4 separate regions of the Homo sapiens genome follow, and all the other regions are linked to region 3. Evidence: chromatin contacts called from ENCODE Hi-C or POLR2A ChIA-PET data. All regions are on one chromosome and are shown on one strand. Each heading gives the region's core, a stretch centred on a gene start or an enhancer-like site at or near the end of the contact. The rest is flanking DNA. Distances are from core to core; before and after follow the strand shown.

Region 1 (3,268 bases), core at 564-3,063, 1.2 Mb before region 3:
CATTCAGAAAATTTCAGACTGAACACACACTCTGGGGAATTTTGTGAATCACTGTGTTGTTATTAAGAGAAAAGCACATGCTAAACAAAATATAGCGGCACAGCGAGGCAAATGAGAGGAGACGTGCTACAAGAAACAAATTCTTGCACGACCAGGCTATCTGCAGCTTTGAGGAGAAGAGTTGGTAGTACATGAACCCATCACACACTAGTAACAATAGCCTCTAATTTCCCTCTATCACTTTTCTTCATAAAATATATTCACCTCCCACAGATTACGCGAACTGATGGGGCAAGTTTCCGGTTGGCAAACATTCATATCAGCCAATTTGCCAATGAGAACAATTGGCAGTGTTCTACTTTCAACATAAATTCCTAAGGTCTTCTCCATTTGGGGGCAATTACAGCTGTAAGATTACAGTTTCCTACAGTTCTCCAAAGCAAAGCAGTTGCTTCTAATTATTCCTTCATTTTAAAGCAATTAAGCCAAATGTTATTTGATTTCATTCAAGTGAATAAATATTGAGTTCTTCCTAAGATAAACCTCTAGAAAGCCAGAGTTTACACTGCCAGTCAGCAAATAAAATTCACAGTGATAAGGTATATCAAAGAAGTAAATATATAATTCTCCAGGAAGAAAGGAGCAGCAGCACCTACTGCACAGAGACCACAGGGTCTACTCTCTCCTACAGTGTTACGAGCACTGAAATGTTCAGTGGTTGGAGAAAATGAAAAGCCAGGTCTGACAAATACACAAATTTGGTCCTCAGTCCCTAAAATTAGAAATAAGTTTCCCCATCAGAATGAGGATGAACATTTCATTCACTCACTTACTCATTGCAGTTACAGAAATGAGTAAGAAACCATCCGTGACCTGAATAAGTTCACAGCAAGGTAGGCAGAGGCAAAGGGACAATAGGGTGCAGTGGTGTGCACCATGACAAAGGGGAAGTGCTAGGGAGGCACACAGGAGAGGCACCAAAAACAGACAGGCCAACCAAGGCCATTACCTATGCTGTATTTTGCAGAGAAATAGGAGTTAACCAGCAAAGGGAAAGGTGTTCCTATTACAATGACAAGGAGATGAAAGAAACCATGGTATATCAGGTGATGGTCTAATGGAAGGGAGATAAGGCTCTGAACTACACCGATGACAGAGGCACACAGACATCAAAGAGGTGAAAATACCCCATCAGTTGAAGAATTTTGCTTTTCAGTGTGTGAGAGATGAGGACACATTTATGCCCCTTTTGGAAACTTTACTGAAATTTTATGATTTGGGGAGAAAAGTAAACGTAGGACATTATTACAGTTCCTAGATTTGATGAACTAATAATTTTTAAAATGTGAATTGAGAAGGGAGAGGAGGGGCTCAAAAATATGAATTGATAGATAAAACATCCTGAAAATACACCCACAATTTTTTTTAGTACTTGGAAAATAAATCTGAAAATAATTTGAATAATCAACAATGACTTAATGCAACATGTAACACTTTTGAATAGTGGAAAACCTCTTACAAATTTGAGGAAAGTGCATTTAGCCAATGAAAAATTCTATATTTAATATATAAATTAGTTGTGCATAGTGTTAGAATTACAATATAACTAGATTAGAACCAAAAAGGTAAATCAGATTCTGGGTCTGATTTTTAGATTATAAACAAGAAATCTAAAATCAAACACTAACAGATTTGTCTTACCGAGTTTTTAAAGATATGACAATCTAGAGAAACAACAGTGACAGTAGACAAAAATTACTGCTGCCCTTTTATTAGCCTTAGTCGGCAACTTCTGTTTTTAATTGTTTTCATTCATTTGCTTAATTGAAACCAAAGCTGGCCAAGTGACTCAAGAATGAGTCACAGCTCCCCTCCTGGAGTAGCCACAAGCCTGACTGTGGCATACTGCATGCACTAAGCCTGAATTTCAAGTTGGAGAAGAATGCATGACAAAATGCCAAGGGCTGCTGACATTGCCAAAGAAGTTGTCAGGACCATAAGGATGTCCTGAGAGTAGAATTCCCTGCACTTCCTTTCCTGGTTGGAATTTATGCACTTATGCCTCATCGCAAACCACAGAAAAGATACACCTGTGTCACGCTGCTCCTTCCCCGACCGATCTTGTGATTTGATACACATCATTCCTTAAAAGGAAGGGACATCTGAGAGGGCACCCCTTTTACTTACTTCTCAATGCTGCCGGTCAGATTTCCAAAGACTACGGGAAATGGGAGGGCCAATGTGACTACTGAGATTGCCACACCTTACACACAGTCAGGCAAAGGATGCCTAGCAAGAGTGACAGTCTAAACATAACACCCTCCACCGCCACCCCAAAAAAACAGCTCCATCATTCACACCATAATCCTGTTTTAACAAATAATGCACATGTGACACAAAACCACAATATTTGGCGATCTGAAAAACATACCAAGAAATAATGTGTGATTATTTAAATTCAAAACACCACCATGACTATTGAGATGTTACTTCTTATAGAGGCAAGGATGAAACCCACGCATGACTAATTGGTCCCTTCCATGCTGACTGTGGAATCCTCCAGCCTTTGCACAATGAATGTGGCTAGTGACTGCAGCAGCTGTAACATCAGCACAAAAGGTTTTCTTCAAACCAAACTTCCATCTCTGCCTGCCAAATACCAGTATGTCATTTCCTTCCTGCTGGACTCCATGGTTTCTGGAGGACAAGAACCATGTAATTCTTAAACTTACACCATTGGTATCCTCTACTATTTGAGATAAGTACAAAACATTCAATGAATGTGTGATGAATGCAAAATGAGCAGGGAATACCTATAACTGCTTCTTGGCTGTTTATGCCCTCACTATCATGTTGACACAATGCTAAAGAAAGTATGCATAATTATCCTAATTACAGTCATTACAGCCAAAAAGCCCTTAAAGTTAATCACAAGGTTTCTAGTGGCACCCTTAAAATAAAATTATAAATTAAAATTCATAAAATTCTAAGACTCTGGTTAAGGCTTGTAGTCCCAATTATTAACACAATATAATGACTGCATTAATATCTATACACTATAGGTAGGCCCCAATTTAAGAAAAATTTTAGAATGTAGTACACTAACATGTCTAGTCCTTAGAATTTAGAATACATTTTTCCAAATAAATAAGGCTCTTGTGATCAAGTTCATAGGCCAGCAACCCTCAACTCAAAAAAGCTGAAAATAGAAAAATGAAATCATTTTATCTTTGCCTCCTTGCTTTGAAGCATCATAAAATGCACTCTG
Region 2 (3,157 bases), core at 157-2,656, 1.1 Mb after region 3:
TTAACTCACCTCCCCTGCGTGTCAGTACAGATCATCAAAGATCATTGTCATTTTGGTTTTCTGGCCTCATTAATAATGAGACTTTTGCTTGTAAAAATCCCTTGCATTGGCACTGAGCTTTTAACCTTTCCTGAGACACACATAGGCCCTTGTCTTGTTTTTCTCAGTTGAGCTAGGTACTGCCTGATCTGGAACTGGGAAGGTGCACAGGTGTCCAGGGCAGGTGTGTCATTCACCTTTCATTTCTGCCTCAAGATCTCTTTACATCATCCAGACAGGCATGGAGGCTGCCTGAAGCTGTAAAAAAGAAAAAAAAACCCAATGGGGATTAATATGAAGATGTAAAATAGGTTCTGGACTTAACAAAAACAAATGAATCTGGAAATTGCTCTTGGGATAGGGCCAGTAAAGTCCTGTTGGTGCCTACGTTTTGGGTATGGCAGCTTCTCAATCACTTAGCAAACAGGTTCTCAGAGGCAGGCACTGTGGGAGCTATCAAGATGAAAAAGCACAATGCCGCCTGCAGGAGCTCAGGGTTAGGGAGGGGAGAGGAGACATATACACAGGCAAAGTCAAATTGTAATGGGTAGAATAAGAGTAGAAACAGGAAGGGGTCATGAGGCAGGACACGGGCATTTCCTATGTGGACCCCAGAGCAATGACGAGCAAAGGCTTTAACTAATGACTTTTCAGGGCCACCCACCCACTCCACATCCATAAAACATTTCGCGATGAACACAGCCAGAGCTACGGTTTCCTTCCATCCGGCACAAGAAGCGCTTCTCTGCCCAAGGCCACCCCGTCCTCCATTCCATCGCGGGGACTTTGGTGGCTGGGACAGAGGCGGAGAGCATCAAGACCATGGGTGTCTTGGGCTACGTTGGGCCTCCGAGGCGCAGGATGCGGGGCGGGGTGGTCAGAAGGCCCCAACACGGTCCCTGGGAAAGGAGAGGGCAGCCTGATCCTCGCGACAGCGTCTCTACCCTCTTTCTTCCTTGGCCTTCCGTCAGCCGCAGTGAAACGGCAACAGTGCGACCAGCTTGGCGGGGAGGGGGCGAGGGACGAAGCAAGAAGAGCCGGGCGGAGGTTAGAGGTCAGGGGTCGAGAGCGCTTCGGTGTCAGCGGGCTGCGGTGGGAGGAGCTGCGGGCCCGGGGGAGGCGCGGAGCAGGGCTGAGGGGGGCGGGAGGGGTTGCCGGCGGAAGCGCGCAGGGGCGGCGCGCTGGGCTGGGCACTGGCGGCGAGGAGGTGACGCGCTTGGTTGGGGCTCGGCTCCGGGGAGGAAGACTGCGCTCGGTCGCCAGGGCCTGCAGTGAGTCGGATCGGCCCCGCGCTGCGCCGCGCCCCGCCCACCCCGCCCCGCGAAGGGCGCGTCTGGGCGAGGCGGGGCCCCGGAGGAAAAGGCGCCACTGGGGCGTGGCGGCCGCTGCCAGCGCCGGAGGGAGACCATGAGCCCCTAGGGCCCCAGCCCACCGGCGCCGAGGCGCCCCCTCCCCTATGCCACCTCGCGCCCGCCCCCTGCCGCGCGCGAGCCAAGGCCGGCGCCCCGCCCGGAGATGGGCAGACGCGTAGATGGCGTGGCTCCCAGCGCCGCCAGATCGCAGGAACCAGGCGCCGGGGCGTTGCGCTGAGGCTCCCTCTCCGCGCGGCCCGGGAAGCCTGCAGGTGTCCTTGGCCGCTCGGCCGCCGCCCCCGGTACACCTTCGCCAGTGCCCAGAGCCCGGCTCCCCAGAGCGGCCCCGCCCCCCAGGCTCGGCGCCGCGCAGGACGCCCCGTCTGAGGCACCCCCGCCCCAGCGCGGCCCCCGCAGCGCTGCGCCCGGTCCGGCGCAGCTCCCAGCCGCGGACGCAGGACCCGAGGCTCGCTCCTGCGGGCGCGCTTGTTTTCCAGCTGCCGCCTCGCCCTGCGCAGCCCCCGCCCGCCCGGCCGCCGCTCTCTGCTCTGCCCCGCCTGCCTTCCTCGCCCGGCGCTGGATTTATGAATGGGGGGAAGAGGCCACATGCCGCCGCCGCCGCCTCGTGTTGACCGCAAGCAGCCCGGGCCCACGGAGCTCCGGCTGCCGTGAGAGTGTCGGCCTGGCCCCGGCAGCCGCTCGGAGGACTTGTTGCTGCTGCGCTGCCGCCGCTGCGGGGAAGCCGGCTATTCCGGGGCTTGGTGCGGTCTTGGAGCCGGAGGGTGGCCCGTGTGAGCGCGAGCGCCCCGGACCTTCGCGGTGCGCGTGGACTGTGCGCTTCCTCGTCTTTGGTCGGGGTGAAGGCGGGGGCGTGTCCCCGGCCCAGAGCGTTTGTGTGTCCCGTCGTAGCGGGGGACCGCGTGTGTGCTTGCTTCTACTTCCCCGGGTCCTCCCTCTCTGCGCCTCCCTCTCTCCGGAGCTTCCTGCCCTAACCCCAACCACCTGTGTACCGGAGAAATCCAACTCCTCCCGCTCCGCGTCCTAGGGGGATAGGCAGGGGCAAGCCCAAGCCGCAGAGGGGGCCGCCACCGCCTCCTGCCTCCTCTTCGTCTCCTCCCCCTCCCCCGTCTGACGCTGCCTCCTCGGGAAGGGTGTTTGGAGGGCAGCGGCCGCCCCAAGCCGGAGCCCCGCAGCGCTTCTTATGATCAGCTCGGTGTGTGTCTCCTCCTACCGCGGGCGCAAGTCGGGGAACAAGCCTCCGTCCAAAACATGTCTGAAGGAGGAGATGGCCAAGGGCGAGGCGTCGGAGAAGATCATCATCAACGTGGGCGGCACGCGACATGAGACCTACCGCAGCACCCTGCGCACCCTACCGGGAACCCGCCTCGCCTGGCTGGCCGACCCCGACGGCGGGGGCCGGCCCGAGACCGATGGCGGCGGTGTGGGTAGCAGCGGCAGCAGCGGCGGCGGGGGCTGCGAGTTCTTCTTCGACAGGCACCCGGGCGTCTTCGCCTACGTGCTCAACTACTACCGCACCGGCAAGCTGCACTGCCCCGCGGACGTGTGCGGGCCGCTCTTCGAAGAGGAGCTCACCTTCTGGGGCATCGACGAGACCGACGTGGAACCCTGCTGCTGGATGACCTACCGGCAGCACCGCGACGCCGAGGAGGCGCTCGACATCTTCGAGAGCCCGGACGGAGGCGGCAGCGGCGCGGGGCCCAGCGACGAGGCCGGCGACGATGAGCGGGAGCTGGCCCTGCAGCGAC
Region 3 (3,108 bases), core at 208-2,707:
TAGACTTTGGCTTGTCTTTCCAGGCCAGCTTCCAGAGGATGCTTTGGCAGTTTTCCCTCTGGGTAACCAAGCAGGCTGCAGCCAGCAGATGGCACTGCAGCAGAAAGGGGCAGAGTCCCTTTAGGCCCTTGACAAGCACGGCGGATTAGTAACCGTATAATTTAACCCTCCAGTTAGCCTTGGAGGACTCGGTGTCGCACTTCCGCCCGAACTCTAATAAAGCGGGCCGAGTTGTGTGCAATTAAGGATTTCAGTATGCAAATCTGAATCTGTACTTTTGTCTCCTCCACCCCACCCCCATCATTAGACTGGCAATGTCTTTTGTCACGTTGTCAAAGTGTCCTCAGAGAAGCGGTGTCTAGATATCGCCGATTTCTGGTTAAAGTGGCTGAAGTGATCCCAGCATTAATTAAATGCAGGAGAATCGAGATTCTCCTGATAGTTTAAGGAAAAGAAAAATTCACACAAGCAAACGGGCAACCCTTTGAATGTTTTCCGACGACGTGGTGCTTTAGGATCTGAAAGATGCGACTTGGTTTTTGTTGTTGTTGTTGTTGTTGTTGTTGTTTTTGAGACGGAGTTTCCGCTCTTGTTGCCCAGGCTGGAGTGCAATGGCGCGATCTCGGCTCACCGCAACCTCCGCCTCCCAGGTTCAAGCGATTCTCCTGCCTCGGCCTCCCGAGTAGCTGGGATTACATTACAGGCATGAGCCACCATGCCCGGCTAATTTTGTATTTGTAGTAGAGACGGGGTTTCTCCATGTTGGTCAGGCTGGTCTCGAACTACGATCTCAGGTGATCCGCCTGCCTCGGCCTCCTAAAGTGCTTAGATTACAGGCATGAGCCACCGCGCCCGGCTAATTTTGTATGTTTAGTAGAGACGGGGTTTCTCCTTGTTGGTCAGGCTGGTCTCGAACTCCGACCTCAGGTGATCCGCCTGGCTCGGCCTCCCAAAGTGCTGGGATTACAGGCGTGAACCACCGCGCCCGGCCGCGACTTGTTTTTGTTACAAGGTTCCTCATTTCATTTGCAACGTTCAGACGCAGTCTGACTAGATTTCCATCCGGAGTAAGGAAGAGCAGCTCAAGGGCAGTCACGGAGGCCGCAGGTGCGGCTTCTTCACCCGCGGTGCTGGAGTTCTCTCAAGTGGAAGCCCAGGACGATGAAAACCTCATAGGTAGGCTGCTGCTTACACACAGCAGCCGCCACGGCGCAAAATAAACTACAAAACTACAAGCCTTTACCTTTTCAAACACACTGACGCGGGCCAGCCCCAGCCCTACGCCCGCAGGGGCACGCAGAAAAGACTTAGTTACCACGGCCAAGTACGAAGCCTTCGAGATAGCGTTCTTCTTACCCTACGTAAACACGCAGTTTCCCGAGCTCGACAATCGGCTAGCCACTCCTGATAGCGTTCGGCGCTCGCCTCTCGGCCCTTGCTCCTGCGTACTACGGCTTCTTCCAGTCACCTCGGCCCGGATCGGGAAGTGTCAAGCGGGCGCTCCCCCATCTCCGCCGCTATTACCACTGAACCCGGACCCCCTACCCAGGTCCAGGGCCAGCCGCCATGACGAACGGTGAGAACTGATGCCCTGAGCGGAGGGTGGGAGTGAAGGACGAAGGGAAAACGTGGCGGGCGGGGCCGGGACTGACGTGGCCGTTCTCCCCGCCCCCTCCCAGCCCGGCCCCCCTTGGCCTCTCGACGCCCCTAACTTCTGTACCCCTATACTCCTCTACGGGTTCCCCCTTCCCATATTCATCTAGGACCCCCAGTGCCTCTTATGCTCACACCTCGAGTTATCTATCCCTATGCTTTGCTTTCCCTTTTCTTTTTCTTAGTTCTTTCTGGCCCTTGGAGAGGTCAGTCCCAGAGGTACTACTGCTATTTAAACCCGGGGAAGAGAGAGGCTCCTCCTCCCAGCTCCCTGCGTTCTCATGCTTTCGGACCGTAGTTTTGTTGAGAGGGCCAATAAATGACATAGAATATCAAGTCCCACACTTTTGGGGTTGCTGGTGAATGTAGACCCCACAAAAGCTTCTTCTTACGGAAAAATACCGGAAAGATTTCTGATTTTAAAGTCCTGGCGGGGTGATCCCACGTGGAGACCCTGACTAGTGTTGCAAAGGGTGGATTTAGACACTGCCTCTTCTAGATGATGAGGCAGTTTATCTGACCTAATTTTCCAGGCCTCTTCAAACACTTTATGAATTCTGAATTCCAGAGGAGGACAGGAAGGAGGGCCTTCATGATTTTTAGTGTCAACCTTACAGGAAAGGAGAAGAGAAAGCCTTTTAGGCATTACGATGATTTGAGGGGCTCCGGAAAGCATTTCTCAAAAGTACTTTGTCCATAGACCTGGCACTGAAGACTCGAATTTAACCTCCTTGTGAATTTTGGCATTGTCTGCAGAAACTTATGAGAGAAAAGGGGTAGCACGTGAAGGTATAGTTCCTCAGAAAACCTTAGTGTATGTATTAATTTGCTGGACCCTTTCTTAGTGACAGCTTAGCTGTGAGACAGTTTTACTGGAGGAAGAGAGGTAGTGTGATCTAGAACTGGCAGACACTGGTTATATATAATATTCATTTGGAGCTTCCTGGGAAGTCAGAGGTCTCAGGATACTAGGCACAGTAAGAAAAGGGAATTTACCCAGAGGAAGACAGAATCTGAACCAGGAAGTAAGACAGCAGTTTGACACGGTAGTTGCTGAATAAATTTTAGTCATTCTTCCCCCATTTTGTGGTCCAATATCTTCTTGTTTTTTGCAATTAGGTGATTCATTGTGCTTCCCTGTACAAGAAATAAGCTTGGTTTATGTATTTAAGAAACAGAGCTAAGAAGTTAAAGCTTTCTATGTTGAAGCCTTAGATACTTTTTCTTTGTTTTAGAAAAATCTGTTATTATTCTGGCAGAAATTCGGTTTGTTAAGAGTATCATCCATAAAGTGTAAGATAATGATAGGAAAATTGTAGTCATGTGGATTCTTACTCTTGCAACTTTCATTAAGCTTAATTTTTTGCCTTAACATATTCTTCACCAACAGTTGCACATCTGACAGTTTTGGCTACATATCTAGCTCTCCTTTATCATATGAGTGATTTATAACAA
Region 4 (3,289 bases), core at 353-2,852, 1.2 Mb after region 3:
CCCCGGCGCGAACCTGGGAGGGCTGCAGACAGTCTAAAGGCTGTGGTGACCTCAGCGCTGCGTCCCTCCAGCAACCGGCGAGTGCTGGGGCACAGGCCATACCCCCCTAAGCTCGGCATCGCCTGCACCTCTCACAGGTGCTCTGTCCGCCACAGTAACGCACTATGGAAAGGAAAGTTGTACGGCGAACGACTGAAGGAGCCAAACGAGGTGGATCTGGAGCGGCCGCAAGGTGCCTGTGCTGCTGGCTTTTAACACACAATAAGAGTGCCAAGGGATACAAGAAGCCACAGGGGGAAAAACAAGTGACATATCTGCATGGAGCCTAAATTTCGCTTGGTGATTTTCAGGGTAGAAGCATTACATATTAAAAACACTGCTATTTTAGGGGAATACAGAATTTAAAAATCCACACAGATTCGCAACATAAAACATGCCGCCCAAAGACACGTCCGCGGTGTCCCGACAGTTCCGGCTCCGCCCGCGGGCCACGAGGCGGGGAGCGACGGTCACTCCCCTCGGTTACCCGGAGTACTTGGGCGGGAACGGGTAGCTCGCGGGAGAGACGGGCTCCTGGGCGAGGGCTGCGTCTTAGTCGCCCTGCTTCTTAGCTCTCGAGGTCCCGCGTGTTACGTGTTAGCACCGCCCGGGGGCGTCAGCATGACCCGAGGCTGCAGGAACCGTGAACTCTCTGCCCCGCGGGCCCAGGTGACCGCGGGCGGCGCTCTCCCGCGCGCGGGGGGCGGGGCTCCCCCCGGCTGTTCACTCAGCTACCACAGCGACGTAAAATGGTGTCCGCTAGGCGTCCCAGGACGGCTTCCTGAGGGACTGGAGGGCCCCGACAGCCGGAAAGCCTGCCCCGCCCCTTGGCCGGCACAGGTACGACGGCGGGGAGCTCAGAAGTTTCGAACTCCAAGGGCCGAAGCACAGCCAAACACCCCACGGAACTTAACAAATGTTTGTGGGGAGAACGCCGAAAACGCGGGGAGGCGGGGCTGGCGCACAGTCACCCTCTCGCGACATCTAAGTGACGTCGCACAGCAAGCACGTGTTCTAGTCTTTCACCTTCAGTCAGCCTCCTCCGTTATACAGGCCTACCCCTTTAAGCGAGTGATGGACAGTTATTTCAGCCTATCAACTTCCTTGCCGACATCCAATCAGATTTAAACTTCTTTTAGCCGCCGGAGGAGTTGGAAAAAGGGGGTCGAAAGAGGGAGCTTACCGTCTCTCGCGATATCGCTGTGAGCCTGCCTCTCTGGAAAAAACGCCGAAACTGATGGCCCGACCTCCCAAATAGTGGTTTAAAGGACGGGTTTATAAGCCAATGAAAGGGATAAGGAGGTGGGTTGCTGCTGTCACTGAGCAAGAAGTACCGTTACAGGGCAGACTTTTTGTCCAATCAACACCTCAACACTTTGGGTCACGTGACCGCAGAGTGCGAGGGGCGGAGCTACAGTCTGGCGCGAGGAACCGTTAAGATAGACAACAAATGTAACCAATGAGGTACTCCGACTAGGGGGTTGGGAACCCAATAACAGTGGTTGGGCGGGCGCCTTCCTGGAGCGCGGGGAGATGTAAAGATAGACAAATAATTTTCCCAATGAGACTGTAGAAGAGAGAGCAATTGGCCAATGAGGACTGCGGGGCGGGACCCTGTGCCGCGGCGGAGTCCAAGATGGCGGCGTGCGGTTCCGCTGTGTGAAACGAGCGCGGGGCGGCGGGTTACTCAGCTCCGCGGAGACGACCTCCGACGACCCGCAACAATGAAGGGAAAAGAGCGCTCGCCAGTGAAGGCCAAACGCTCCCGTGGTGGTGAGGACTCGACTTCCCGCGGTGAGCGGAGCAAGAAGTTAGGGGGCTCTGGTGGCAGCAATGGGAGCAGCAGCGGAAAGACCGATAGCGGCGGTGGGTCGCGGCGGAGTCTCCACCTGGACAAGTCCAGCAGTCGAGGTGGCAGCCGCGAGTATGATACCGGTGGGGGCAGCTCCAGTAGCCGCTTGCATAGTTATAGCTCCCCGAGCACCAAAAATTCTTCGGGCGGGGGCGAATCGCGCAGCAGCTCCCGGGGTGGAGGCGGGGAGTCACGTTCCTCTGGGGCCGCCTCCTCAGCTCCCGGCGGCGGGGACGGCGCGGAATACAAGACTCTGAAGATAAGCGAGTTGGGGTCCCAGCTTAGTGACGAAGCGGTGGAGGACGGCCTGTTTCATGAGTTCAAACGCTTCGGTGATGTAAGTGTGAAAATCAGTCATCTGTCGGGTTCTGGCAGCGGGGATGAGCGGGTAGCCTTTGTGAACTTCCGGCGGCCAGAGGACGCGCGGGCGGCCAAGCATGCCAGAGGCCGCCTGGTGCTCTATGACCGGCCTCTGAAGATAGAAGCTGTGTATGTGAGCCGGCGCCGCAGCCGCTCCCCTTTAGACAAAGATACTTATCCTCCATCAGCCAGTGTGGTCGGGGCCTCTGTAGGTGGTCACCGGCACCCCCCTGGAGGTGGTGGAGGCCAGAGATCACTTTCCCCTGGTGGCGCTGCTTTGGGATACAGAGACTACCGGCTGCAGCAGTTGGCTCTTGGCCGCCTGCCCCCTCCACCTCCGCCACCATTGCCTCGAGACCTGGAGAGAGAAAGAGACTACCCGTTCTATGAGAGAGTGCGCCCTGCATACAGTCTTGAGCCAAGGGTGGGAGCTGGAGCAGGTGCTGCTCCTTTCAGAGAAGTGGATGAGATTTCACCCGAGGATGATCAGCGAGCTAACCGGACGCTCTTCTTGGGCAACCTAGACATCACTGTAACGGAGAGTGATTTAAGAAGGGCGTTTGATCGCTTTGGAGTCATCACAGAAGTAGATATCAAGAGGCCTTCTCGCGGCCAGACTAGTACTTACGGCTTTCTCAAATTTGAGAACTTAGATATGTCTCACCGGGCCAAATTAGCAATGTCTGGCAAAATTATAATTCGGAATCCTATCAAAATTGGTTATGGTAAAGCTACACCCACCACCCGCCTCTGGGTGGGAGGCCTGGGACCTTGGGTTCCTCTTGCTGCCCTGGCACGAGAATTTGATCGATTTGGCACCATACGCACCATAGACTACCGAAAAGGTGATAGTTGGGCATATATCCAGTATGAAAGCCTGGATGCAGCGCATGCTGCCTGGACCCATATGCGGGGCTTCCCACTTGGTGGCCCAGATCGACGCCTTAGAGTAGACTTTGCCGACACCGAACATCGTTACCAGCAGCAGTATCTGCAGCCTCTGCCCTTGACTCATTATGAGCTGGTGACAGATGCTTT

What was found. Hi-C counts contacts between places; a loop is a spot of excess contacts on that map. ChIA-PET counts read pairs that join two places held with the same protein, here RNA polymerase II (POLR2A). Pooled maps may share reads with other maps.
Region 1: a loop to region 3 is called in a pooled map, with 2.3 times the contacts of the local background. The contact joins the enhancer-like site here to the promoter of TMEM167B in region 3. A Hi-C loop is called at or near these places in 2 of 50 pooled maps. POLR2A ChIA-PET finds 5 or more read pairs at or near these places in 3 of 52 experiments (B cell, GM12878 and activated CD4-positive, alpha-beta T cell).
Region 2: a pooled map shows a loop between it and region 3 (4-fold over the local background). The contact joins the promoter of KCNC4 here to the promoter of TMEM167B in region 3. A Hi-C loop is called at or near these places in 4 of 50 pooled maps. POLR2A ChIA-PET finds 5 or more read pairs at or near these places in 3 of 52 experiments (CD4-positive, alpha-beta T cell, CD8-positive, alpha-beta T cell and activated CD4-positive, alpha-beta T cell).
Region 4: a loop to region 3 is called in a pooled map, with 13 times the contacts of the local background. The contact joins the promoter of RBM15 here to the promoter of TMEM167B in region 3. A Hi-C loop is called at or near these places in 1 of 168 maps with a recorded cell type or tissue (naive thymus-derived CD4-positive, alpha-beta T cell), 2 of 37 single-sample maps with no recorded cell type and 9 of 50 pooled maps. POLR2A ChIA-PET finds 5 or more read pairs at or near these places in 1 of 52 experiments (CD4-positive, alpha-beta T cell).

The regions. Positions count from the first base shown.
Region 1 is chr1:107,934,763-107,938,030 of GRCh38, forward strand. All of the region lies in intron 1 of VAV3 (vav guanine nucleotide exchange factor 3), which reads right to left. Among named protein-coding and RNA genes, the nearest start is that of VAV3-AS1, 28 kb to the right of the region's middle. RefSeq lists an enhancer at 1,514-2,050. Within about 2 kb of position 1,814, at least 15 of the 41 ENCODE cell types and tissues checked have a DNase peak (open chromatin) inside an H3K27ac peak, as active enhancers do; they include B cell and GM12878, where a contact is called at or near this core.
Region 2 is chr1:110,208,908-110,212,064 of GRCh38, forward strand. It overlaps KCNC4 (potassium voltage-gated channel subfamily C member 4), which reads left to right and starts at 1,407. Exons shown (of 4, transcript NM_001039574.3): 1 at 1,407-3,157. The coding sequence starts at 2,593. It overlaps KCNC4-DT (KCNC4 divergent transcript), which reads right to left and starts at 1,080. Exons shown (of 2, transcript NR_046546.1): 1 at 704-1,080; 2 at 1-297. RefSeq lists a silencer at 1,087-1,766 and an enhancer at 3,004-3,157.
Region 3 is chr1:109,089,307-109,092,414 of GRCh38, forward strand. TMEM167B (transmembrane protein 167B) reads left to right here and starts at 1,458. Exons shown (of 3, transcript NM_020141.4): 1 at 1,458-1,576. The coding sequence starts at 1,567. RefSeq lists an enhancer at 1,092-1,291.
Region 4 is chr1:110,337,775-110,341,063 of GRCh38, forward strand. RBM15 (RNA binding motif protein 15) reads left to right here and starts at 1,603. Exons shown (of 3, transcript NM_022768.5): 1 at 1,603-3,289. The coding sequence starts at 1,632. LOC124904276 reads left to right here. Exons shown (of 1, transcript XM_047437983.1): 1 at 1-1,229. The coding sequence starts at 661. The coding sequence ends at 1,167. RBM15-AS1 (RBM15 antisense RNA 1) reads right to left here and starts at 1,397. Exons shown (of 4, transcript NR_036595.1): 1 at 1,223-1,397. RefSeq lists enhancers at 282-471, 1,612-1,911, 1,942-2,061, 2,032-2,770, 2,142-2,591 and a silencer at 572-841.